Regions from separate parts of the Homo sapiens genome. Here all the other regions are linked to region 3. Evidence: chromatin loops called from intact Hi-C (ENCODE). Cell type or tissue: sigmoid colon. All regions are shown on one strand.

Region 1 (8,000 bases), 160 kb after region 3:
GAGAAAAAGGAAAATCCATGGGGGTTTCTAGAGAAGTTCTCGACTCTTCCCAGGCAATTCTATGAATGCAGGCCCAGCCCAAACACCTCTGAGCTGGGCAGGAGAGAAAGGAGACCAGGGAAGCTCCAGCTTGGGGGATGTATTTCAACATGAAGAGAACCTGGGCAACTGCCTAATGTGGAGATGGAGTGCTTTAGCTCACAGCAAAGCAAGGCTGAAGCCAAACCTTTGACATTGGACCACTGTAGGGCAGAAGCTACCCCCGGGAAAGAATGGAGCCAGAAAGAGAGGCTCAGCGAAGTCGGCAGAACGCAGCTGTGACTGACGAATCCTAGCTTCTACAGTAAGGGCTTGCTGGAGAAATTGCTGCGGACCTCACTTTGAGGAACAAAAAATTTAGGGCTTCTTAACAAGTTTGCGGGGAGCCCACAAACCCCCTAAAATTGAATGCCCAGTTAGATGTGTATGCACATTTTAATATGGAGATGGGCCTTTGCTTTAATCAGGTTTTCAAACAGTTAAGAACACTTGTTGTAGATGTATAAACATAAAGCTGAAGTCTTTTTACATTTTATTTAACAAAAAAAAATTTTTTTTTGCTAGTCCCTTTAGAAGGGAAGAAGAGGTATCTTCGCAAGACCTAAATTCTGGTCTCAGAGTATGATACTCTAGCAATGTCATCATCATCACCTGGGGACTTGTTGGAAACGCCAATCCCTGCCCCTGCCCCTGCCCCTGCCCCACCCCAGACCTACAGATCAGACACCCGGGTGTGGGCCGGCCAGTGGAGGCGCAACAAATCCTGCAGCGGATTCGGCAGCTGGGCTCTAGCCCAAGAGCAGCATCTAGTGGCCACTCAGCTTCACCTCAACACAGGGCTGGGGATGATGACACTGACTGTCCTCAAGCCTTCCCCAGGGAGAATCAGGACCCACTGTGATCAGAGAGGAGCAACCAGTACCCTCTGAATCTGCCAAACCTCCATTTTTTCTGCCCAGCTCCCCAGCTGACTTTTGGACTGGCTTCTTCTCCAGTCTGGTTCAGCGAGCGAGGATGATACGAGCAAGCGGGCTCATGAGGCATCATCCCTCCACTGAGGTCAAAGCCCTTCGAGGGGCAGCCAACTGGTGAAAGCCACAGCACAACTCAGCATGACCCAGAAACCTTATCAATGCTTTATGTCCAGGTATTTTCCAGAGCACAGATTAGAATTACACTAATCTTTCTTTTACTTATAAACATCCCTAGAATTCAAACTGTTGGGGCAGGTATGTTTGCACAAAAACTTATCCATTTTACAAACATAAAAGCAAAAAGTACAAATGGATAAGGGACAAGTTCCTTTATAGACGTAAGCCCACAAATAGCCAGGAGTGGGTTTTCTTTCTTTCTGGAGGCCAGGATGTTTGGGACACTCTCGATTTCACAGACCAGGCTGTGCCTGCCTCCAGAACTCACCCACAACTGCCCCAGAAGACCACCTTCAAGGCTCCTGACCAAGACATGGGCCACACTGGGAGATGCAGCCTCAGTTTCAGAGCAAGCTTCCCAGGGATCCTCCCTCCTGGGGCTCCTGGCTCCCCGGGAACTGGGATCCTCCACTGCCCGCTGCCTCTCCTGCAGCCCCCTGTTCATACCTGAAGTTCCTTCGAGTGGCTGGTGACCAGGAGTGGCAGGGTGAAGAGCCAGAGCTTGAGCGGCTGCGGGAACAGAGCTGCCGGTTGGCCTTGCTTGGTGGGCTCTGGTAGGGGCAGTGGTCAGAGCAAGTGGGGCTGACCCCTGAGTCCTCTTCTTCATCGTCCTCCTCCTCCTCCTCCCCTTCTTCCTCTTCCTCCTCTGGGAGGAAGCTGCTCTCGCCGCTGCTGCTGCTGCTGTCTTCAAAGACAGTGTCATACTCAGGGCTCTTGCAGGAGGCCAGGTCTTCCTCCTCCAGGGCGGTCTCCAGCAGCCCAAAGTGTTTGGTGAGGCTGGCACGGATCTCATGGTCTCTCAGCAGCGTGCTGTCCTTGGGTGGGGCGCCAGCATCACAGCTTCTGTCTTCCTCCCTGCCAGGGGCCTGTGCCTCAGCCCAAGGGGCACCCTGCTGGGGCCAGTCCTCAAGGTGAACCCCAGACGGCTCCCAGGACCTCAGCACCTTCCTTTGCAGGACGCCTTCTGGTCGGAGCACCTGGCAGTAGTCATGGTCTCCAAAGGAACAGGAGAAGGGACGCTTCTGGCCAGCCTGGGAGGCTGGCTGGGCTGTGGCATGTCGCAGGTGGGACAGGAGCTCACTTCGCTCTGGGTGCTTCTTTGGCAGCTTGTGGGCAGCCCCTGGGGTGGCCTTGAGTGAGAGGCCCTCAGGGGAGGGGAGGCTGAGAGCTATTTCTTTGCCTAGACTATGCTTGATGTCTGGTTTGAAGGGATCCTCCTCTGTGGGCTTGTACGGTGGTGTGGTGGGTGGGGTGAGTCCTGCCCGAGGAAGAGGAGAAAGGTAAGATAAAGACAGATCACTTCTCCAAGGGACACTAAGACCCTAAGTTTGGGGCCAAGCCTGGTAGCTCACACCTATAATCCCAACATTTTGGGAGGGTGAGGTGGGTGGATTACTTGAGGCCAGGAGCTCGAGACCAGCCTGGCCAACACGGTGAAATCATGTCTCTACTAAAATACAAAAAAATTAAACAGGCTTGTTGGTGCAGTGAGCCAAGATCGTGCCACTGCACTCCAGCCTGGACAACATAGTAAGACTATGTCTCAAAAAAAAAAAAAAAAAGAAAAAAAAAAGACCCTAGTTTGGGATGGCAATAAAATGGCCAAGTGCCTTTACTCCCCCAACCCAGTGGATGGCAGACATCACTAACTGATCACTGCACTGCTGGCTGAGCCTGGAGGTAGGCTGGGAATCCTCCAATTCTTTGGAGTTGGCATGTGATGAAATCCATTTGCCATCCCTTCTGTGACCTACTAATGGCAGCTGGAACCTCCCAGTCATCCAAATACCTCTTCCTGATCTACGTCCAATCGTTCAACAAACCCTCCCAACTATACCTCTCATATGCCTCTGGTGTTTCCCATGACGGAGAGGGGGCAGGCACCGCAGATAAAACTGCCCACCTGGGCTGGGTGCGGTGGCTCACGCCTGTAATGCTGGTTCATTCCCAGTGAGTCTTCTTTATGGTACCTATTGCAATTTGTAATGATCTTCCTTTTCTGTTTGCTTTTTGACTGCCTATAACATAAGCCCCGTGAAGGCAGGCATCTTGCGCATCGTTCATTGCGTGGCACCTTGCCCATGCATGATGAAAAACTCAGAGATGCACGGGTGTTTTCCTGAAGGCACCTGCCAGTGGAAGCCCCCTGGCTCACCTGCTGTGCCACAGAGCTCCACTGTCAAGGTCTGCTCAAAGCTCTTCTTGCCAAAAGTTGGGTCGCTGGTGGAGGCAGGGAGGACAGAAAGGAAAGAAGCAAGTCAGCAGCAGGCATCCACCTCCCCGCCCATGAAAGGGTCGCAGGGAGTGCTGTGACAGGCCCTGGTTCCACTGCCCATGGAAATGGAGCCTGAGATGCATTCGCTCTGGGGGAAACCCCATCCCGGCTGTTAGAGGAATTCAAGCTGCACAGCTCTTTTAGGAGACACAGGCAAGGTTCACTGGAGGGTAAATAGAGGACAAGTGTTGTCAGCCTCCTTATTTTATAGAGGGAGCAACCGAGGCCCAGAAGGAGGAACGGACTTGCTGAAAGCCACAGGGCACTGTCAGAAAAGAACTCTTTTCAGGGCCCCCAAGAGGACAGGTTATGAAATGGCCTGAGGCCTTTCCTCTGGCCTGCAAAAGTCAGTTTCTAAACACCAACTCCCTTCTAAAGGAGCCCAGCTCCTGAGGGTCCCAGATGACAATCAGGGCACAGGGTGTGGGGCCGGGGCCAGGGGTGGGCGCTGATGAATCCCCCATCACCACCAACACACACATCCAACAAGACAAAATCTCATGGAACAATACACCAATAATTTCTAAAAATCTACCTTTGTGACAAGGCCAGCATGAGGCACCTGGGAGAGTCTGAAAAGAAGACACAGAAAAATAAGATTCCCCAATATGGTATCACTAGCAGATGTTTCCCCTCTGGAGGAGACCCTAGGCCTCCACTGGTGCCAAGCACAGCTGCCCTTTGGGCAGGTGACCAAACACCTCTGCCACTTTTAGAGAAGGGCAGAACAACTCAAATCCACCTTCCATCCTAGTCTCAGCTGGGAGAGCGACTTGATTTTGCAGAAAGTACAAACAGGTGCAAGAGTGACCCCTTCTGGCTAAACGTGTAGCACAGTGAGGAAGAACTTGACTCTAAGTCCCACTGCTGTGAGCTCTGGACAGACAGCCCTGCATAGGGCTCATCATTAAGTAGCTCTGTGCCTGAGTTTCTGTATCATAAAATGGAGACGATGACAGTCCCTACCAGAGAGCCTTCTTGTGAGGACTCAATAGGGACAATCTGTTCATCTGAGACCAGTGCCAGCACGGTAAGTATACAGTGGCTAACTGTTGTTATCATTACTGCTATTAGCAGCATTTAAAACTCTAGCTGCATTGTGGAGCTGAACTTATAGCCTTACGCTTCTGTCACATCATCCCCAGTGAGTCTTCTTTACAGTACCTATTGCAATTTTGTAATTATCCTCCTTTTCTGTTTACTTTTTGACTGCCTGCTTAATTCATTAAGTGGCACCTTGCCCATGCAAGATGAAAAACTCAGAGATGCATAGGTGTTCTTCTGAAGATCTGCTCCAACTAGCCCAAAGAAAAGCTGAAAGCCAGGGAGGGGAAGGGACTTGTCCAAACCCATATAACACTTTGTTGGGGGACGGGGACTTGAACACAGGGCTCCTGGCTCCCAGTGCAGAGGGGCATGCTGCACCCCATCCCTGCCCCCACTTCGCAGACCACCAACTCTGACTACCTCTGGGAGGGAGCTGCGGGCAGCTGGGGTCCTCATCCATGTCCCCACACCCACTCTCACAGGGGCTCTCCAGGGCAGGGATCTGGGGTCCCCGTAGGAGCTGCTGGTCTTGGCCACTGTCCTCGTCCGTGGGGCTGCCCAGCTCCCGCTCTACGTCGTAGGCCTTGGGAGCCAGGCACAGTGAGGGCAGAGCACCTTGGGGCTCCGAGGGGACCAGCGGCTCATCTGCAAATGTCAGCCAGGGGCCCAGCTCAGGGTTCAGTCTCCGAGAACGCCGCACGGGGCACACAGAGCTCTCCAGCTTCCTCCCCAGCTTCGTCCATGGCAGGCCTCGGCCTGGCCTTTTCCTGCCCCACTCCTCCTCCTCCTCTTTTTCTTCTTCCTCTTCCTCCTCCTCTTCTTCCTCGTCTTCCTCCTCCTGCTGCTGCAGTCTGGCAGGCCGGCGGACCTCCCTTTTCACCTCCAGCCGCAGTGGGCGCAGGCTTGGTCTGGGCCCGGTGCTCTTGGGTGAAGCTGCGATCCTTACCTCCTCCACCGAGGACGGGCGACCAGGGGAGGCCTGACTGTCTTTGGGGGGCCTGGGCCTTGACCGAGGTGTGAGGGAGGCATAAACAGGCGTGGCCAGACGGTAGGGTTTGCTGACATCACAGAGCACGTCTTGAGCCAGAAGTTCCCTCAGAATGGAGAACTCAGCCCAGGAGGCTTTGGAGTGGTGCCGGGACCAGGGCCGGGATCTGACCTGCTGGGAGGGGTTGCTGCAGGCCTTGGGGAGTGGCTCAGGGGTCTGTGGGGGCAGCTTCCTCTGGGGGAGGCAGTAGGTGTGCATGTAGCGTATGAGTTGCACCATCGCCTGCATGTCTTCCTGGGAAACCGGGGCACCGGGGTCTGCCCTGCCCAGAGCTAGGGAGTCCCGGGGAGAGGCTGGAGCTGGCTGGGGGCTCGGGCAGTCCTCACCCGGCTCCTTGTCCTCCTTGGCAGGGAGCCGGGGACTCTGGAGGCATGGTGGCTGCAGACCCCGATCCTGCAGGCAGCACTGTGCCGAGGTGAGGTGCTTATGTAGTTCTGTACAACTTCGGCTCTGAGACTGCATCATGGGAGCCTTCTTGTCTTGGGTGCTGTCCGCCTAGAGAGGGAGAGAGGCCAGAGTGAGGAAGGAGGCCCAAACACTCCTCCCATGTGTCTCATCCGCATGGTCACTGGCTGGCCCATTGTGTCTCACCTGGATCATAGGAACAGCCAGGTTTCCTTCATTCCGTCCCCAGCTTCCCACACAGAGCCGGGCACCTGGCTGTGCTCAGTGGATGAGGAATGAAGGAAAGACCAGCCTCCTAACAGCTCTCCCAGCCATGGAATTTCGCCCCTGCAGACCCTTCCAGATTCACTGACAAAGCCCCACTCTGACCATTCCGCCTCCCTGCTCCGTACCCCTCAGCCAAGAGCCGGGCAGTAGGTTCATGGTAGCCTGGAGCTGGGCGTAGGAAGGACTTGCTACAAATGAGCACTGGGGGATTCATCGATCTCGGCCCACTGCAACCTCTGCTTCCCAGGTTCAAGCGATTCTCCTGCCTCAGCCTCCCGAGTAGTTGGGATTACAGGCGTGCATCACCACACCCGGCTAATTTTTTGTATTTTTTAGTAGAGACAAGGTTTCACCACGTTGGCCAGGCTGGTCTTGAACTCCTGAGCTCAAGTGATCCTCCCGCCTCAGCCTCCCAAAGTGCTGGGATTACAGGCGTGAGCCACCGCGACCAGCCTGAATGATGGATATGTTCTAAAACTGGATAATGGTCACAATTGCATGGGTATAAGTTTACTAAAAGTCATAGAATTGTTTACAATAGGTGGCTTTTATGTATGTAAATTGCACTTCAATAAAGTTTAAAAAAACAAAAAATTCAGTAGCTCCTAGTGCCCACAGGATAAAGGGGAGGCTCCATGGCTGGGTGTCTGAGGTCCTCTGCACTCGCACCAGCCAACCTCTCCAGTCTTATTCGCCCCGCTTGTCCACACTGGGGCTTTCCCCCCAAGTGTGACTCATCGTTGTGCTGGGACTTTCTAGCAATGGCTGTCAGATGCATCTCACCTCTCTGGGGAGCTTCTTAGGCTCCCAGAGGGCAAACAGCTGGCTCACAATGGGGTGTGGCTGCTGCCCCTTCAACAGAATGAGGCACGAGAGGGTGGACCTTTGTTTCAGGAGGGTCAGCCAGGACAAATAGGGAGGGAGCATAGGGACTCATTCCCCAGAGAAGCCCCAGCAAGGGAGAGGCTCCTACACTGAGCTGCTGTCTGAGAGGTCCCGATTCTGCCTCTGAGGATGTAGGATTGGATGCAACAGTTCCCAGGAGAAGCGTCCAGGACCAGGAAGAGGAGGGGTTGTGTGTAGCCTTTGAGGACAGGACCCTTTGAAAAACACCTGTTACGCCTCTTCTTGTTAGGCTTGGAAGATGGGGCTCAAGGAGGAAAAGGGATGTTCTTTGACCCTGGATGTCTATGGCAGAGCTTTAAACCCTCCAATGGGCTCCCTGAGGGGGGAAAAAAAATCCAAACTATTTACTGTGGCCTCCACAACCAGCGCAATCTTGCATTTTGGTCTGTCACACTGTTGGAATACAGTCCTCTGAAGCCTGGCCACACTTTCCTCATCCTTGCTCTAAGCTGCATTAACATCTACCAGTGTCTGGAACACTAAAGTGTGAGAAAGTCCAGGGCTCCTTCCAGAAAACCCTAAACTAGGCTGGATCTCCAGAAGCAGTGCCCAGGACACCAGCTACAAGGGCTGTGGGAGGAGTGGGAAGAGATATTGGAGGTTGACTGAACTCGCTATCCTCCACCAGAGCTGAAGGCTGCAGCCCCAACAGACACCTGGGGTAGATTTGGGGGCATGTGAAGAAATACCTTAACACAAGGCCGTTGACTTTTAGATCTGAGGCCTGCCTGGCGCCAGGCGGTCCCTTCCTTCTGGGTGTCAGAGCTTGATGTTGGGTAGGATGTGGCCAGGAGGAGCTTCTGCAGCTGAGGGAAAAGCAGAGAGGACAGGAGCCGGGGCTGAGCCACAGCCAGAGGACATG
Region 2 (8,000 bases), 130 kb after region 3:
TACCACTATTAGAAAGGTCTTCCTAGAACTCAAATTGTTCCTTGTTGAAGCTTCCACTTAGTGGTCATGGTTCTGCCTTCAGAATCAAATGGGATTTGTTTGTTCTAACTCTTTACTACTGACAGCACTGCCCCTCCCCCAAGTCATTTCTTTTACTGATTGTGTGATCTGTTTCCTCACAGGACATGGCATCTTGTCCCTCCCTCACCCTGACTGCCCTCCTTTGCACACCCATCCCTCTTCACCCATGGCTCTTACACATGGAAAATGTCAGGGCCTCAGCTCTGCTCTGGGCAGCGTGGGTTGATTCTAAATGGGCAGCTGCAAATGTAGGGGCCACTTAGAGTTTTGTAGTTTATGCTTTGCACAACTCCGGGGAGTGTCCTGTACATCACAGATGTGTATAGCTATTTTGATTTTCCAGAAAAATGGCAGTGAGGTATCCTGGGAAATAAGTGCATTTTTCTAATTTGTACAAATTGTCTTTTGGGCAAGTAGTAAATCAGTGCAAATTTGTGGCCTTCAGATAAAAAAATACAGATTTGGCTTACATTTTTTTCTCCTTCTTTTTTTTCTTATAGCTAGAGAATCAGTACCAACATTTTTTTAAATGTGAATTTTTGGGCCACATTTTAAAATTGGAATATTTAAGATTTAAAAAATCCAGATTTACAGCCTCTTTTTCTTTCTTTTTTGGAGATAGAGTCTTGCTTTGTTGCCCAGGCTGGAGCGCAGTGGCACGATCATAGCTCACTGCAGCCTCAAATTCCCGGCCTCAAGCGATCCTCCCACCTCAGCTTCCCTAGCAGCTGGGACTTCAGGTGTATGCAACCATGCCTGGCCAATTTTTGTATTTTTTTGTAGAAACCAGGTCTTGCTATGTTGCCCAGGTTGGCCTCCAACTCTTGGGCTCAAGTGATTTTCCTGCCTCAGCCTCCTGAAGTGTTGGGATTACAGGCGTGAGCCCTGTGCCTGGCCCAGCTTTTCTTTCTAAAAGAGTAAAAAGGTAAGATCTGGCCACACCAGTCTATCATTTTTGCATGACAACAATTGGCTGAAGCCGAGTGGCAACTGCCCCCTTTAGATGAGACAGAGGCTGTCTCTAGTTTGTCATGTTCACAGCTCCCCTGGTCTCCCAGACATTGGTGCCGAGTACTGGTTCTCACTTATCATCATCCTCGTGCTGCTATTTTTCTTAGAGAAATGTTCTGTTTCCGTGATTCTCCTCACACCTGGTTTGCCTTCTGCATGTGTTGTTATCTGTTGGCCACTGAAAGCCTTTGAGTTTGCAACTCTTGGTCCAAATTAGGTCAAAGGGGAAGCCCACTGCAGCCTCTTGTCACCTGGTGTGTTCTTTTTCCTGTTTCATTGCAGCAGCCGCAGGAAATCAGCCGGGGGGAAACCCCAGCCCAGGGGGTGCAACTACATCCAAGTCCTGCTGCATCCAGTAACACCACTGGGGATGTGCTGGCTGGACGGCACCACCCTTTCCTGGGAAGAGATGACTCAAGCCAGTGGAAGACCACACACCTTGAGAAGTAGAAGAGTCATAGGATTTGAAAGCTGTTAGAGAATTTAGCTTCCAGGACTGTTCAATCTTTTGGCTTCCCTGGGCCACATTGGAAGAATTGTCTTGGGTCACACATAAAATACAGTAACACTAATGATAGCTGTTGAACTTAAAAAAAAAAATCGCCAAAAAAAAAAATTTCATAATGTTTTAAGAAAGTTTATGAATTTGTGTTGGGCCGCATTCAAAGCCGTCCTGGGCTGCATGTGGCCCACGGGCCGTGGGTTGAACAAGCTTGGCTTATACCTTATCCAGTGGCTTTTAAACATTCTTTTAGTCTTGAGAACTGCCTATTGAGCTAAAACCAATATTCTAGCTTTCATAGACATCAGTTAAACATTTAATTACATTTAATTAATGCCAGATTCACTGGCTTGCTTAGAATCATTTTTGTTCTTATACTTTCAGTTAATGTATTGTAAAAATTTTCAATCATTTTCAAAAGTAGAGAATTGTACGTTGAATCCCCACATACCCATCACCCAGATTCCAATATCAAGATTTTGCTACATGCATTTCGTCTGTCCTTTTTACATTTTCTTTTCAATTTTTTTTCTTACCTGAAGTGTTTAAAGGCAAATCCTGGCCAGGCGTGGTGGCTCACACCTGTAATCCCAGCACTTCAGGAGGCTGAGGTGGGCAGACTGCATGAGCCCAGGAGTCTGAGACCAACCTGAGCAAAATGGCAAAACCCTGTCTCTACAAAAAATACAAAAATTAGCACTCACCTGTAGTCTCAGCTACCTGGGAGGCAGAGGTGAGAGGATCTCTTGAACCCAGGAGGCGGAAGTTGCAGTGAGCTGAGATCATGCTACTGCACTCCAGCTTGGGCGACCGAGCGAGACTCTGACTCAAACAAAAGCAAAAGAAAAGGCAAATCCCAAACATATCATTTCACACCTCTACTATCTCATCTTTAAAGAAATAAGTATGTTTTCTAACATAACCACATCACTGGCCCATGCAACCAATGCCTGCCTAATACCCAGCTGTGATCTATGCTTTGATGGGCTGCACAGACCCCAAGCTTCAGCAAAGGACTTGGGACCCCACCAGCTTTGAGTGCTGTTGACAGACCCTTAGTATCAACCCCATCAGGTGTTACTGCAGCCTTCCCCAGGGTGGCCTACACCCAATGACTGATCCATGCCAGGTGGAGAGGCCTGGCCATCTTGGCTGAGCATGGGATAACTGTGCAGGGCTGTTCCAGCTCCACGACTCCTCGTGGGGTCCACTAAGGCTGTCGCTGGGCTCACATCCCAACTCGACTTCTCCCTCTGCCCACTCCTATTTCCTTCCCTTCCCCAAGCATCGGTCCCCAGGGCACTGCTTAATAAGCATCCTGCAGACTAAGTCCATTTTAGAGTCTGCTTTCTGGGACACCCAACTTGTGATGCCAGCCCTTAATCAACCTTCCTTCATTCTCATGAACGTTTTCAATGGTTGGCTTGCCTGAATCTGATCCAAACAAATTCACATATTGAATTTAGTTGTTTCTTTTTGTTGGTTTTTAGAAAAAAGAAGATGTACTTTTTATTCTTGGATTTTTCATTGATTTCACAGAGTATAAATTAAGTCAGATTATTCTCAATTCCAGAACTTCTGTTTCTTAAATTAGCAGGCATTCTGTTGGTTTAAAAAGATAGATGTTGGCCGGGCGCGGTGGCTCACGCCTGTAATTCCAGCACTTTGGGAGGCCAAGGTGGGTGGATCACCTGAGGTCAGGAGTTCAAGACCAGCCTGGCCAACATGGTGAAACCCCATCTCTACTAAAAATACAAAAATTAGCTGGGTGTGGTGGTGTGCACCTGTAATCCCAGCTACTCAGGAGGCTGAGGCAGGAGAATCGCTTGAACCTGGGAGGCGAAGGTTGCAGTGAGCTGAGATCATGCCACTGCACTCCAGCCTGGGCAACAAGAGCAAGACTCCGTCTCAAAAAAAAAAAAAAGAAAAAAAAAAGATGTGGCAGATAGAATTTCTCTCTTTCTCTATCTTTCATGACGAGGTCTCACTCTGTCGCCCAGGCTGGAGTGCAGTGGTATGACCATAGCTCACTGGAGCCCCAGCTGCCCGGGCTCAAGCAATCCTCCATCTCAGCTTACCAAGCAGCGGTGACCACAGGCATGCACCACCATGCCCAGCTAATTTTTTAAAACCTATCTTTGTAGACATGGGGTCTCATTCTGTTGCCCAGGCTGGCCTCAAACTCCTGACTTCAAGCAATCCTCCTGCCTCAGCCTCCCAAAGTGTTGGGATTACAGGCGTGAGCCACTGCACCTGGCCAGGACTTATTTCTTTTAAACCGAATCTAAGTATGTTCTGGCAAGTATGCAATACCTAGCGGAATGCACTGGCCTGATCAGCATTCATACCATAGTAACTGATGTTGAAAACAGCACAAATAAACCAGAAGTTGAAAATGGCAATAACATGCTAAAAATTTGCAAGTCAATTTGTTACACTTGTCCAAATCTTGATTTTTTTTCCTTCTCTATCGTTCCCCCCCCACCACCAGCTTTATGGAGGTATAATTAGCAAATAAAAAGTATACATATTTAAGGTATACACTGTGATGTTTTGATATACATTGTGAAATGGTTACCATAATTAAGCTAATTAATATATCCATCACCTCACATAGCCATGGTTAAGTTTCTGAAGTCTCTTTTAATCTACAAAGTACTCCTTCCTTTTTTCCATTGTCATCACCTTGCAGAAACAGAGTCAGTTTTCCCACATTCTGTATTTATCTGTTTGTTTCTTTGTGGCCGCATGTAACACATTCCTCTGTCTCATTCTAATAAATGGACATTAGCTCTAGAACTTTTCTTCCTTCCACACTGAATGTTATGCAGAAACTAATATATTAAAACAGTTGCTTTGAGGAGAGGGAGCCACATGGTTTCCCCAAACGGTAAACCACTCATCTACTGTAATCTCTCTTTTTAGACACATGAGGAAATTGAAGGCCAGTGAGAAGACGGGGCTGGGCCAAGTTCCTGGCACAGTTCCCTGGCTTCCCTCCAGGAGATGCCCAGGATCACAGAGAACATAGTGTACAGGGCAGCCACATCCTGGTGGCCTCCACAGTAGATCAATCTGGGCTCCTGACGCATGGGCCCTGCTCATGTTTGCAGGTGGTGATGTCAATAGAGAACTGGGTCTGGAACTTGCATCTTTAAACTCCCAAACTAGATGTTCTGCCCTGCTGCAATGCACACCCTGATAGCAGTGGTCTTTAAGCAGAGGCCTGTCCTAAGAACATCACGTTTGGTGGTTACATGGCAGAGTAGCAAGGAGAAATAAGTGTCACTCAGGAACACACGGGCATTGATGTTGCTGGTCCTGACTCTGCTGCCATGTTTCTGAGTCCCTTCGGCAGGTTCCTTCTGCTCCACTTCCCAGCCTTCCCAATCTGTCAAAAAAAGGTCAAGATCCTTGCAGTGCCTCTCTCAGAGGACTATGGTTAGCACCAAATGAGACTGAGCTGAATGAGGATCACAGCTGATGCTGATTAAGTACTTACCATGTCCTAGGTACTGTGCACGATCTAATTTCATCCTAACAACAATACTCCAAGGGAGAAACTGTTACTAGCTCCATTTATCACATGGTGAGGAGCAGACTTAGAGAGGTTAGAAAACCTGCCCGAGGACACCTAGCTGATAAGCGGTAGAGCCAAGTTTCAAAGCCAAGCAGCTTAGGCCAGGCGTGGTGGCTCAATGCCTGTAATCCCAGCACTTTGGGAGGCCGAGGTGGATGGATCAACTAAGGTCAGGAGTTTGAGACCAGTCTGGCGAACATGGTGGAAACCCTGTCTCTACTAAAAATACAAAAATTAGCTGGGTGTGGTGGCGGGTGCCTGTAATCCCAGCTACTTGGGAGGCTGAGGCAGGAGAATCATTTGAATCCAGGAGGCAGAGGTTCCAGTGAGCCGAGATTGCACCATTGCACTCCAGCTGGGCAACAAGAGCGAGACTCCATCACAAAAAAAAAAAAAAAAAGCCAAGCAGCTTGACACCAGAACCCCAGAACCCCAGCTTGTAAGCATTTTCCTTGTACCATACTGCTTCTGCAAATCAGGTTTTATTGTTGTTTTTAAAGAACATAAGAACATAAAGGACCTTTGAGTTCAGCTAAGCAAATTGTTTCATATTTGGGAAAACCAGGGACCAAGGAGGTGGTCTGCCCAATTCACACAATACAGAAGTGGCAGAGATGGGTCCCAAAGGCAGGTCTTGAGGCTCTGCATCTGCCATCCTATTCCTTGCACTACGGGTAGGATCTACTCAGGAATTCCTGACTGATGGGGCCAGTGCCCTGCAGTGAACGGAAAGGCAGGCCTGTTCTCCTGAAGCTTACAACAGATGGGCAACAGGTACTGAGCCCTCAATCACACACATATTCTCATCACACCAGAGAACTCTGCCCCTAAGTGGAAACGTTCCTATTAATTTTAATGGGAAAAAATCATGATGTGTTCCCTTGCAATCAAAGAAATCCAAACAATCTTTACAGATGGGGAAAATAAATCACCTGAACAAGGAGAATATATGTATGAGTTTGTATGAGTTTATGTAATAAATAGCAACCTGAAAATAGTTTGCACATAACATAAAATGTAATCATTCATTGCACCTGTTCTTATTTTATTTATTTATTTTGAGATGGAGTCTTGCTCTGTTGCCCAGGCTCTGTTGCCACGACCTTGGCTCACTGCAACCTCCGCCTCCCGGGTTCAAGCGATTCTCCTGCCTCAGCCTCCCGAGTAGCTGGGATTACAGGCGCCCCTCACCACGCCGGGCTAATTTTTGTATTGTTAGTAGAGATGGGGTTTCACCACGTTGGCCAGGCTAGTCTCGAACTCCTAACCTCAGGTGATCCGCCCGCCTCAGCCTCCCAAAGTGCTGGGATTACAGATGCGAGCCACCGCGCCCAGCCTGTTCTTGTTTATATATAATTCTCTTTGCCAGTGTTTCAACCCTTTGGGGCTTATGGGTGTCTGGCATTTAAAAATAAAGTTAAAGCACAAAAAACAGCTTTAGGGCAAAATACAGGCTAACCCCTTTGAGACGTGAGGAAATAACACACAGGCACGCAACTGAGAGTCTTGGAAGATGCCACTTCCTCACCCTACTTGCTGGAAGTACACAAAGGAAAATGTTCTGAGCTCATTCAATTACCGCACACAATGCAGGCCTGCTCTCTATGAGATCCTCTGACCAGAAACCATTTTGTAATTACAAATTGATGAGTGTTTTGCCTGGAACCACAATGCCAAAATACCTCCTACAGTGCATTTATTCAATGTGCTTATGTGAAAGTTGATATACCAAAACAAGGAAGTCTTTGTTCAGAAAGTGGTATAGCTTTATAAAAGTCAGGGCAAAAAGTCGTTCATGGAACAGCTGTTATGTGAGATGAGTCTGAATGGTTATTTTATTTATTTATTATATTTTATTTACTTTACTTTTTCAGAGATGGGGGTCTCACTATGTTGCCCAGGCTGGCCTTGAACTCCTGGGCTCAAGTGATCCCCCACCTCAGCCCCTGTGCCTGGCACGAATGGATATTATGAACTGTGAAAAGTGCTCTGAAGGAGGGAGAAGTGTGGTGAGGTGAGGAGCAGACATCATCCGGGGTCTTATCTGAGAAGGTGACGCTGAAAACTGAAATCTCTTCCCCATTTAGTGGTCAGAGTGTCCCTCAATGAGCTCCCAGGACCAACAAGGAAAAACACACATGGGCAAAGCTGTGGGTGGTATTTTGTTTTTAATCTCCATAGTGTATTTGTTAAGTTTATTTATAAGCAGATCACTTCACTATTTACAGTACATGAGCATAGAGATTCTACAGTTTCTGTGATGTAAACAATAACCCCACAGTGGGAGTTTGAGAAAAGAAGCCAGTTCTGAAGTATTTACAGACATTAAAATAGAACTTTATACTCACAGAATAATAATACATAGAGCAATTTGGTTAAATTATCTAGGAAACTATAGAATCTGACAATGTACAAATACAAGAAAACATTTTCTCATTTAGAAGGTAAGACAGAGAAATCACACCAGAAATAAAATAGGGACGATGACAACCACAATATGTAAAAGCAAAGAAGGTTTCCTCCTTGCCTCTTACGGATAAAGTATTTATATAAATAAGGACACAACCCAACAAAATGGAAAAAATATATAAAAATCCTCTACCAATTAAAAAAAATAGCAAAACTAAAAACTTGATTCTCAATCATTAGCAGTGTCCTTTAAAAAATTAAAATTTAGCTTTCTATTATAAATAACAAAGCAGATGTGTCCCTCTGTGTAGGTGAAATTCTTGCACCTTTCTCAATAAATGCATCAATGTAATTCCACACACACACACACACACAAACACACACACACAGGCACAGACGTGTGTATGTGTGCACAGA
Region 3 (8,000 bases):
ACATCAGAATCACTTGGAAGGCTTGTTAAAACCCAAGGCTGCTAGGCCCACCCCCAGAGTTTGATACAGTAGACCTCAGGTGGGACCCAAAAATTTGCATTTCTAACACATTCTCAGCTGATGCAGTCCAGGCTCCATGCTTTGAAAACCACTGGTCTAGCTTTAGATAGGATATTGAGCCAATTTAAATAAAGCAATATACTGGTCTAGCTGAGTTCTAGAACTTCTCTCTTTAGCTGGCCATCTGAATACTCCCCCATCACTAATTGTTAAAAAAAGAATCAACTGTTCTTACTCTAGAGCTCTTTTTTCCTTTCTGCTGATTTGCTGGAAGCACTACAAGACTTCTGTTTGTTCGTTCGTTTGTTTGTTTGTTTGTTTTTAAAGATGGGGTCTTGTTATATTGCCTAGGCTGGAATGCAGTGGTTATTCACAGGCATGATTATAACACACTACTCTCTCTAACTCCTGGCCTCAAGCCATCCTCCCAAATAGATGGGACTACTGATGCACACTGCCATGCTGGCCTTACGAAATGTTTTAATAGGCATTTCACTAATAGGGATCTGGAGTACAAGGAAATACAGTGCATTTAAGACATAGGCTGGGCATGGTGGCTCATGCCTGTAATCCCAGCACATTGGGAAGATCACTTGAGGCAAGGAGTTTGAGACCAGACTGGCCAACACAGCGAGACCCCCATCTCTAAAAAAAAAAAAATTAATAAGACATGGATACAACCAGGGAGGGAGGTTATAATAATAGAGCATCCTGTTAATCAGAATCATGGGGGAGAACATACAGCCCAGCGTGCCTCTCACTTTCCAGAAAGGGTGAGAGGATCATTAGAGAGTTCATTAGAGAGTATTTATTCCTAATAAGTCAGATAAATGTCAGTTTCATTTTTAGAAGTTTCACACAATACCTGCTAATGGTGTGATGTCATTTTTCCCCCTGCTTCAGGTTAATTTTTTGGATATTTCAGAAACCCATAGCAATTCAGTGATTTTTCTTTTTGTAGTAGCTCAGTCAAAACAGGTAACAGCAGATTAATCATAGAAAATGTTGCTTCCACATTAACAAAACAATCACTGAAAAACAGCAGATGTTTAAATAGATTATTTTATAGCTTATTTTGGATATTTTTTCTTTTAATAAACTAATATGATCATTTGAATTAAAAGTACTGTACATATTTTAAATTCTTAACATGTGGGAGAGGCAAACTCTTCTGGCTAAGTCCTGTGGTTGTATTTCTTTGTCAGCTCCTTAATTGCTGTCATCATCCTCTCGTGTCAGGATTACTGCCACAGTATCTAATTCCTTCCCTCACCTTTCTCCTGCAGTCCATTCTGCACATATTGTTTGATCTATTGGCATCACACCATTTCCCCTGCCCAAGTGTCTGTAGTGGCTTTCAAATGCCTACAAAAAAAACTATTCAGCTGAGTTTTAGTATCCTCTATAGTTGACTACAACCTGCATTTCCAACTTGTTAGCTCGATACAATTCTGTGTACATAATGCTCCCTGAAGAGGCCATTGTTTTCTTTTACTGCATACCGACTTCTGCCTGTGTGCCTTGCCCAAATGCCTCATCCTGTTTTCTACTAAGCTAGGCCCTACACATTCAGGAACTAACTGGAATCCTCTTTCTTCCAGGCTTTCTTGGAGACTCCAGCAACTACTCCACCTGTTTTCCCCTCATCTTCTCCAAACTTCTTGTCTGTACCACTCAAATACTTAGATGTTTTCTAGATGTTCTCTGGCTCTTTAGACTGTAAGTTCCATGACAGCAGGGATCAGTCAACCTTTATAATCTTAATGGTGCCTAGGACTGTGCTGGACACATCGTAGGCACTTCAAAAAACATTTGTGTATAAATTGATAGACACGTACAATGTGTTGAAGCCACCTTATTTTTAAAGCTGTATTAAGCATTGATTCTACTAGAAATGGCTTGGAGATAAGGTAGGGTTTTATTCCATTTAAAAGGGTTTGCAAAATTTTTCCATGAATATAGTTGCCTCAAATATAATTCCAATCCAGGTTATAATCTCTGTTCTTTGATAATGAATTATATATAATGTAATTTGATAAGTATATAGAATATATACTATTTATAGTTGAACCCATGTCCCTCCACCAAAAAGTCATTGCAGGACTTCTGTTGGCTTCCATTTATACACACAAGACTTTAGTATGAAAGGGCTTGTCTAAGTGCTTTGCATATAGTAGATGTTCAGTAAATATGTGCTTAAACTTGCTTTTTTAAAAAAACAAATTTAACATCCCTGGCCGGGCATGGTGGCTCACACATCCCAGCACTTTGGGAAGCCAAGGCAGGCAGTTTGCCTGAGGTCAGGAGTTAGAGACCAGCCTGGCCAACATGGTGAAACCCTGTCTCTACTAAAAATACAAAAATTAGCTGGGCATGATGGTGGGCACCTGTAATACCAGCTACTTGGGAGAGTGAGGCAGGAGAACCACTTGAACCCTAGAGGTGGAGGTTGCCACTGCACTCCAGCCTGGGTGACAGAGTGAAACACCATCTAAAATAATAATAATAATAATAATAACAAATTTAACATTCTTGATTTACTTAATATATCATGATTTAGATCCTGGACTTCCATCGGAAGATGGAAATCATCCGAAAAAGAAAATTTTTTAGTTCAGTTTACACTGGCTAACACTTCGATTCTATTGGATATCAGGGGTTTTTGGTACTTTGTTAAGCTAAAAGAGGTTGATATTATCCCTCGTCAGGCTTTCTGTGGCTTCTCCGTGCCTCTTTGGTCACTCCAACCTCACTTGAGTGGCAACCCCACTTCTGCTCCAGTTGACTAATCCTCTCTGTAGGCCAACATACTATACCTAGGCACCTACCTCAATTGTGTTGTCATGAGGATAAAAAGGTGTACCTGAGACTAAGTGTTCTATAAATGCACTCTATTGTCATTCCATCCCTATTTGGAACATAATGAGTATCATCTAGAGTCAAGGACCTGCCTTATCAGCCCTTTTTTCCACTGACAGGTCTTGGGGTTCAGTGTTTGAGAGCCACCAGCCTAATCAATAGATGATAATTCAAGTTTTCTGTGCCATTACTCATAAGGGCCCTGATTCAAAAGCAAGTAAGCTAAGATTTATTGTCTATTATATTTCAAGCACTGTTTACTTATTATTTAATATTTTTAGTAAATCATAATACAAAACCACAGTAGACTCAGATAATTTAATTCCAAGGTTGTGGACCTATTAAACTGCTGTTCATGCTACCTGAAGCCAGACTTATCTTTAAAGTGGAATGTGGTAGCATACTGTGGCCACCAGAGGGCACAGGTGGACTACATAGGGAGACAGCGTCAACTGAAGAAACCTTTGGAGCTGCCACTTGTAATTTCTCTGATGTGGTACAGATTGAGAGGGAAGGCAACAAGGAAAGAAGGAAGAGACATAGGATGTTGGACTTGTTCAAACAATTTACCTAGAAGTAACTGCCTGGGACCACCTAATCCCCTCCATTACATACCATCTCTTCTCTAGAGACTTTTCCCAACCTATTAATAACCATAGGCCAGGCTGAGCATGGTGGCTCATGTCTGTAATCCCAGCACTTTGGGTGGCTGAGGCAGGAGGAATGCTTGAGCCCAGGAGTTTGAGAGCAGCCTGAGCAACATAGCAAGACCCCGTTCCTACAAAAATGAAATTAGTCAGATGTGGTGGCTCATGCCTGTAATCCCAGCTACTCGGAAGGCTGAGGCGGAAGAATTACTTGAGCCTAGGAGTTTGAGACTGCAGTGAGCCATGATTGCGCCACTGCACTCCAGCCTGGGTGAAAGAGCAAGACCCTGTCTCAAAAAAAGGCAAAAACCCAAAACCAAAAAACCATAGGCTATGTAACTGATCGTGGATAGACACTCAAGCTCTGGAAATGAGGCAGTATTAGGGAAATAATTACCCAACAAACATATCCATGTTTGCAGTAATAACTTATTTAACCTTATAAACCCACTGCAGGTCATAGGAGCTCTAAGGATGGAGCACATGGCCCTACTCTCAAGAAGCTTAGTAGAAGAGATAGACGGGACGTGGGGGAGTGAGTGGTAAATGTCATTTTTGAGAATATGCAAATAATATATTTTACTCTTTATGAGTGGTAAATGTCATTTTAGAGGATATGCAAAGATATACAGGAGTATAGAGGTGGACCCTAAAGGAGCCCCTGAATGAGAGAAGAGGAATTCAGTAGGAAATGTTGCTAAGGAAAAGGGACATTTGATAAGTATCTGGAAGGAAAAGTAGGGAGTTAGGGAGATGGGGCTGGGAGGCAACTCCTGGCAGAACAGCATATATAAAGGCCTGGGGTATTTTTTTTTAATGGCCCATTTGGGAGCACCTAAGGTTGGTGGGTGGTAAGCCAAGCAAAGGATGTGTGGTAGAACGAAAGGCTGGAGATGTAAGGGCAGAGTTTTTTAAGTCTTGTGGGTTAGACCATTTATTTTGAACTTATCCTAAAGGCACTAGAGACCCCTTCTACTTGCCCTAAGTAGCAATGGTCAACTTCTTTTTAATTAAAATAATTGATAACTAGTATGGAGGTTGGATTGTAGAAAAGCAGATAAACTAGTTAGGCTGTGGTATAGTACTGAAGAGAAATAATTAACACTGAGGGGTAGGAAAAACATGTTGGATTTGAGAGGCATTTACAAGGTAAGATGGATTTAGTGTGGGAGTTGTAAAGGGAGATTTCATGAAATTTCAGGTTTCTGCTTAAGTGGCTGGGTCGTGCCAGGATCAAAGTATGTTACCAGGAGAAAGGAAGACAAGTTTGAGGGTCATGTTACATGTGAGATGTCTCTGGGCATCCAGGCAGTTGTCTGTTAACAACCAGCCCTGGAGATTTATATACAGACAGATAGACTGTTTGGCGTTCTAGAATGGTTAGGCTAGAAATATTTTTTGGCTGCCACAGATAGCACGGTGATTGAGGACATACATGTGGATGAAGTTATGTAGAGTGGGCTTATAATGCAAGGTGTTCAACATATGGGAGTCCATGAGCCAACCTTTTTAGAGCTATACGTGTATACCTGCACATGTGGCTATTTCCCTGAGTCATACTTTCATCAGCCTCAACTGGATCTGAAAACAAAATACTTAAGCAGTGGTATTAAGTGAAGAGAGAAGAGGCCAAGGACACAAGCCCTGAAAGGACAGATGGGGAAGTGAGGCCCTCCAAGATGGCTGACAGAGATGCTCCAGAATGACTGAGTGTACCTCACAGGGCTCTGGATCCTAGGTGCTGCTCACAGGCAGGAGTGCACACTACGGTAAGACTGGAAGGACCCTTAGACTATTCAACTCCTTCACTCTGTGAGGTGGGAATGAGGTTGGGAGAATGCTCAGGGTTACTGCAAAAGGAGGACTAAAAACTGTCCTTAACCCTGTACCCTCATGAACTGAGCGAGGCATAAAGAGGAGGACATTCTGGGAGAGGCTTCATGGCATGTATAGGGTGAGAGTAGTGCTCTATTTCCTTACAAAATGGTGTGCTCCAATCAGGAATCTACTCCTAGTTCTCTCAGTCATCAGAAGGTGTTAGCCTCTATTTACTGATGGAAAAAAAATGTGGCTCAAAGGTCACTTGCCCAAATTCAGAGTTAAGATAGTAGTAAAACATGATCCAAAATTGGGCTTTCTGATCCCAGTACTGTATGGAATAGGAGTCACGCACGCCTATAATCCCAGCATTTTGGAAGGCCAAGGCGGGAGGAATGCTTGAGCCCAGGAGTTCAAGATCAACCTGGGCAACATGGTAAAACCCCGTCTCTACAAAAAATAGAAAAGACTAGCCGGAGTGTAGTGGCACACACCTATAACCCCAGCTGCTCAGGAGGCTGAAGCAGGAGGATTGCTTAAGCCCAGGTCAAGACTGCAGTGAGCCATGATTGCGCCACTGCACTTCTAGCCTCAGCGACAGGGCAAGACCCTGTCTCAAAACAAACAAACAAAAAACAGAAAGGGTCCTCAAGCAATCTAGTCCTCCTCCCCTCTTCACCAAAGGTTTAAGTGACTCATTCAAGACCATAAAGGAAAAAGAATTGGATTTCTTTATGTCCTTCTCCGAGGACAGATCCTTTTGTTATGACTGGGAAACATTAATGACTGAATTACTCTCCAAATGTAACAGATGATTTTTTTTTTCTTTAGATGGAGTTTCGCTCTGTCGTCCAGGCTGGAGTGCAATGGCCTGATCTTGGCTCACTGCAACCCCTGCCTCCTGGGTTCAAGCAATGCTCTGCCGCAAGCCTCCCGAGTAGCTGGGATTACAGGTGCCTGCCACCACGCCCGGCTAATTTTTGTATTTTTAGTAGAGACGGGGTTTCACCATCTTGGCCAGGCTGGTCTTGAACTCCTGACCTCGTGATCCACCTGCCTCAGCCTCCCAAAGTGCTGGGATTACAGGCGTGAGCCACCGTGCCCAGCCTAACACATGATATTTTATTTTATTTATGTATTTTTTTGAGACAGAGTCTCGCTCTGTCACCCAGCCTGGAGTGCAGTGGTGTGATCTCGGCTCACTGCAACCTCTGCCTCCCATGTTCAAGCAATTCTCATGCCCCAGCCTCCTGAGTAGCTGGGACTACAGGTGTGCACCACCAAACCCAGCTAATTTTTGCATTTTTAGTAGAGACGGGGTTTCACCACGTTGGCCAGGCTGGTCTTGAACTCCTGACTTCAGGTGATCCACCCGCCTGAGCCTCCCAAAATGCTGGGATTATAGGTGTGGGCCACTGAGCCTGGCCAACAGATGGTATTTTAAAACTCACTGGGGCCTAAATGTGTTTTAGTCAGAACCCTCCTTGCACTTAAATAATTTAAATACAGAGTAATGTATTATTAGAGTAACAATTTATTAGCAGACAAAACAAATGAAACCTCTAAATCTCAACACACATACAGGATCTTACATAATAAACAGCATAAAACATAAGCTTCTAGAAGAAAAGTATCTGCTATTAACCAACTCCCCCTCCTTTCCAGTAGGCTGCAATACATTAATAACTCATCCTCATCCCATAAGAGGGTTAAGCAATGATTTACATGGAATTACATCAAGGCACTTGCTTTAATTAAAAAATACAGTATAAAACATGTTCCTAAAAGTCATCAACCTTGAATAATTAAAGAAAAAACAGGCAGTATACTTTTTTGGTGAATAGACAAGACTGAGAATTTAAGTTCATTCACCTGTCACCCTGATATTGTCTTGGTTTGTGTACAAAGTTCCAAAGAAGACAAAAAAAGGTAGCCTATTACATAGATTGGTATGTTCATACACACTCATTTCTGAGAAACAGAAGCCATGGCAGCAACAGGACTCAAACCATAATTTTCCAACTGATTTGTGTTGAAAAGGCAAGGGCTATTTGATCCCATGTATCTTATTATTTTAGGGATGACGCATGAGATAAGGGAAGAGAACATCTCCAAAATAAGTTGATTAAAGCTTCAGTTGAAAGACCTTTTTGGCTTAAGTTGCTTAGCTATAGACTTACAAACATAGTATCTACAATAAAGGCATTTAGTGTCCTTCATTATTCCAGTTTTTAGACTTCAGTCCATTCTTTTCCAATTTTCAACACTGAGATAAAAAATACACACCAGAGAATCCACTATTTACTACAATGCTTACTTTTTAACTGTACTTAACATGTTTACTTTAAAATTTCAGTTGCAAAACTTTTTTTTAAGTCCTTATCAGGATAAAAATTACCTTATAAAAATAAATCTCCCCACCTCTGACATCTAAATTCTCCATCCCTGTAAGTTACTAAATTTTTTTTAAACCTTAAAAATTTACCTTTAACGTATTTCAATAGTATTTTAATACACGGACTATAATAACAAACCAGCTGGTATATTATTTTGTCCTTTTCCATTATAATTTTCATTCTTGTAATTAGCAACCAAGTTAATGATTGCATTCAGGAT

The links. Peaks named below come from ENCODE experiments on the same cell type or tissue, not always from the same donor. Only the 100,000 strongest peaks of a DNase experiment are listed, where the experiment ranks them.
Region 1: a loop joins it to region 3, with 8 times the contacts of the local background. A loop is called at or near these places in 104 of 110 quality-filtered maps.
Region 2: a loop joins it to region 3, with 3 times the contacts of the local background. A loop is called at or near these places in 25 of 110 quality-filtered maps.

Annotation. Positions count from the first base shown.
Region 1 is chr5:149,830,711-149,838,710 of GRCh38, reverse strand. It overlaps PPARGC1B (PPARG coactivator 1 beta), which reads right to left. Exons shown (of 12, transcript NM_133263.4): 4 at 7,828-7,944; 5 at 4,933-6,055; 6 at 4,001-4,037; 7 at 3,346-3,410; 8 at 1,638-2,448. Among named protein-coding and RNA genes, the nearest start is that of MIR378A, 100 kb to the right of the region's middle. RefSeq lists an enhancer at 6,865-7,074. In sigmoid colon, a CTCF peak has its summit at 4,278 (motif pointing left); a DNase peak (open chromatin) is centred at 4,256.
Region 2 is chr5:149,854,346-149,862,345 of GRCh38, reverse strand. PPARGC1B (PPARG coactivator 1 beta) reads right to left here. Exons shown (of 12, transcript NM_133263.4): 12 at 7,324-8,000. It overlaps PDE6A (phosphodiesterase 6A), which reads left to right. Exons shown (of 22, transcript NM_000440.3): 22 at 1,375-4,393. The coding sequence ends at 1,451. Among named protein-coding and RNA genes, the nearest start is that of PDE6A, 86 kb to the left of the region's middle. In sigmoid colon, no CTCF peak of the experiment used is centred here; a DNase peak (open chromatin) is centred at 4,615; H3K27ac peaks cover 942 bases.
Region 3 is chr5:149,986,301-149,994,300 of GRCh38, reverse strand. It overlaps SLC26A2 (solute carrier family 26 member 2), which reads right to left. Exons shown (of 3, transcript NM_000112.4): 3 at 6,901-8,000. It overlaps TIGD6 (tigger transposable element derived 6), which reads left to right. Exons shown (of 2, transcript NM_030953.4): 2 at 1-1,183. Among named protein-coding and RNA genes, the nearest start is that of TIGD6, 10 kb to the left of the region's middle. RefSeq lists an enhancer at 3,411-3,470. In sigmoid colon, a CTCF peak has its summit at 3,302 (motif pointing right); a DNase peak (open chromatin) is centred at 3,350; H3K27ac peaks cover 202 bases.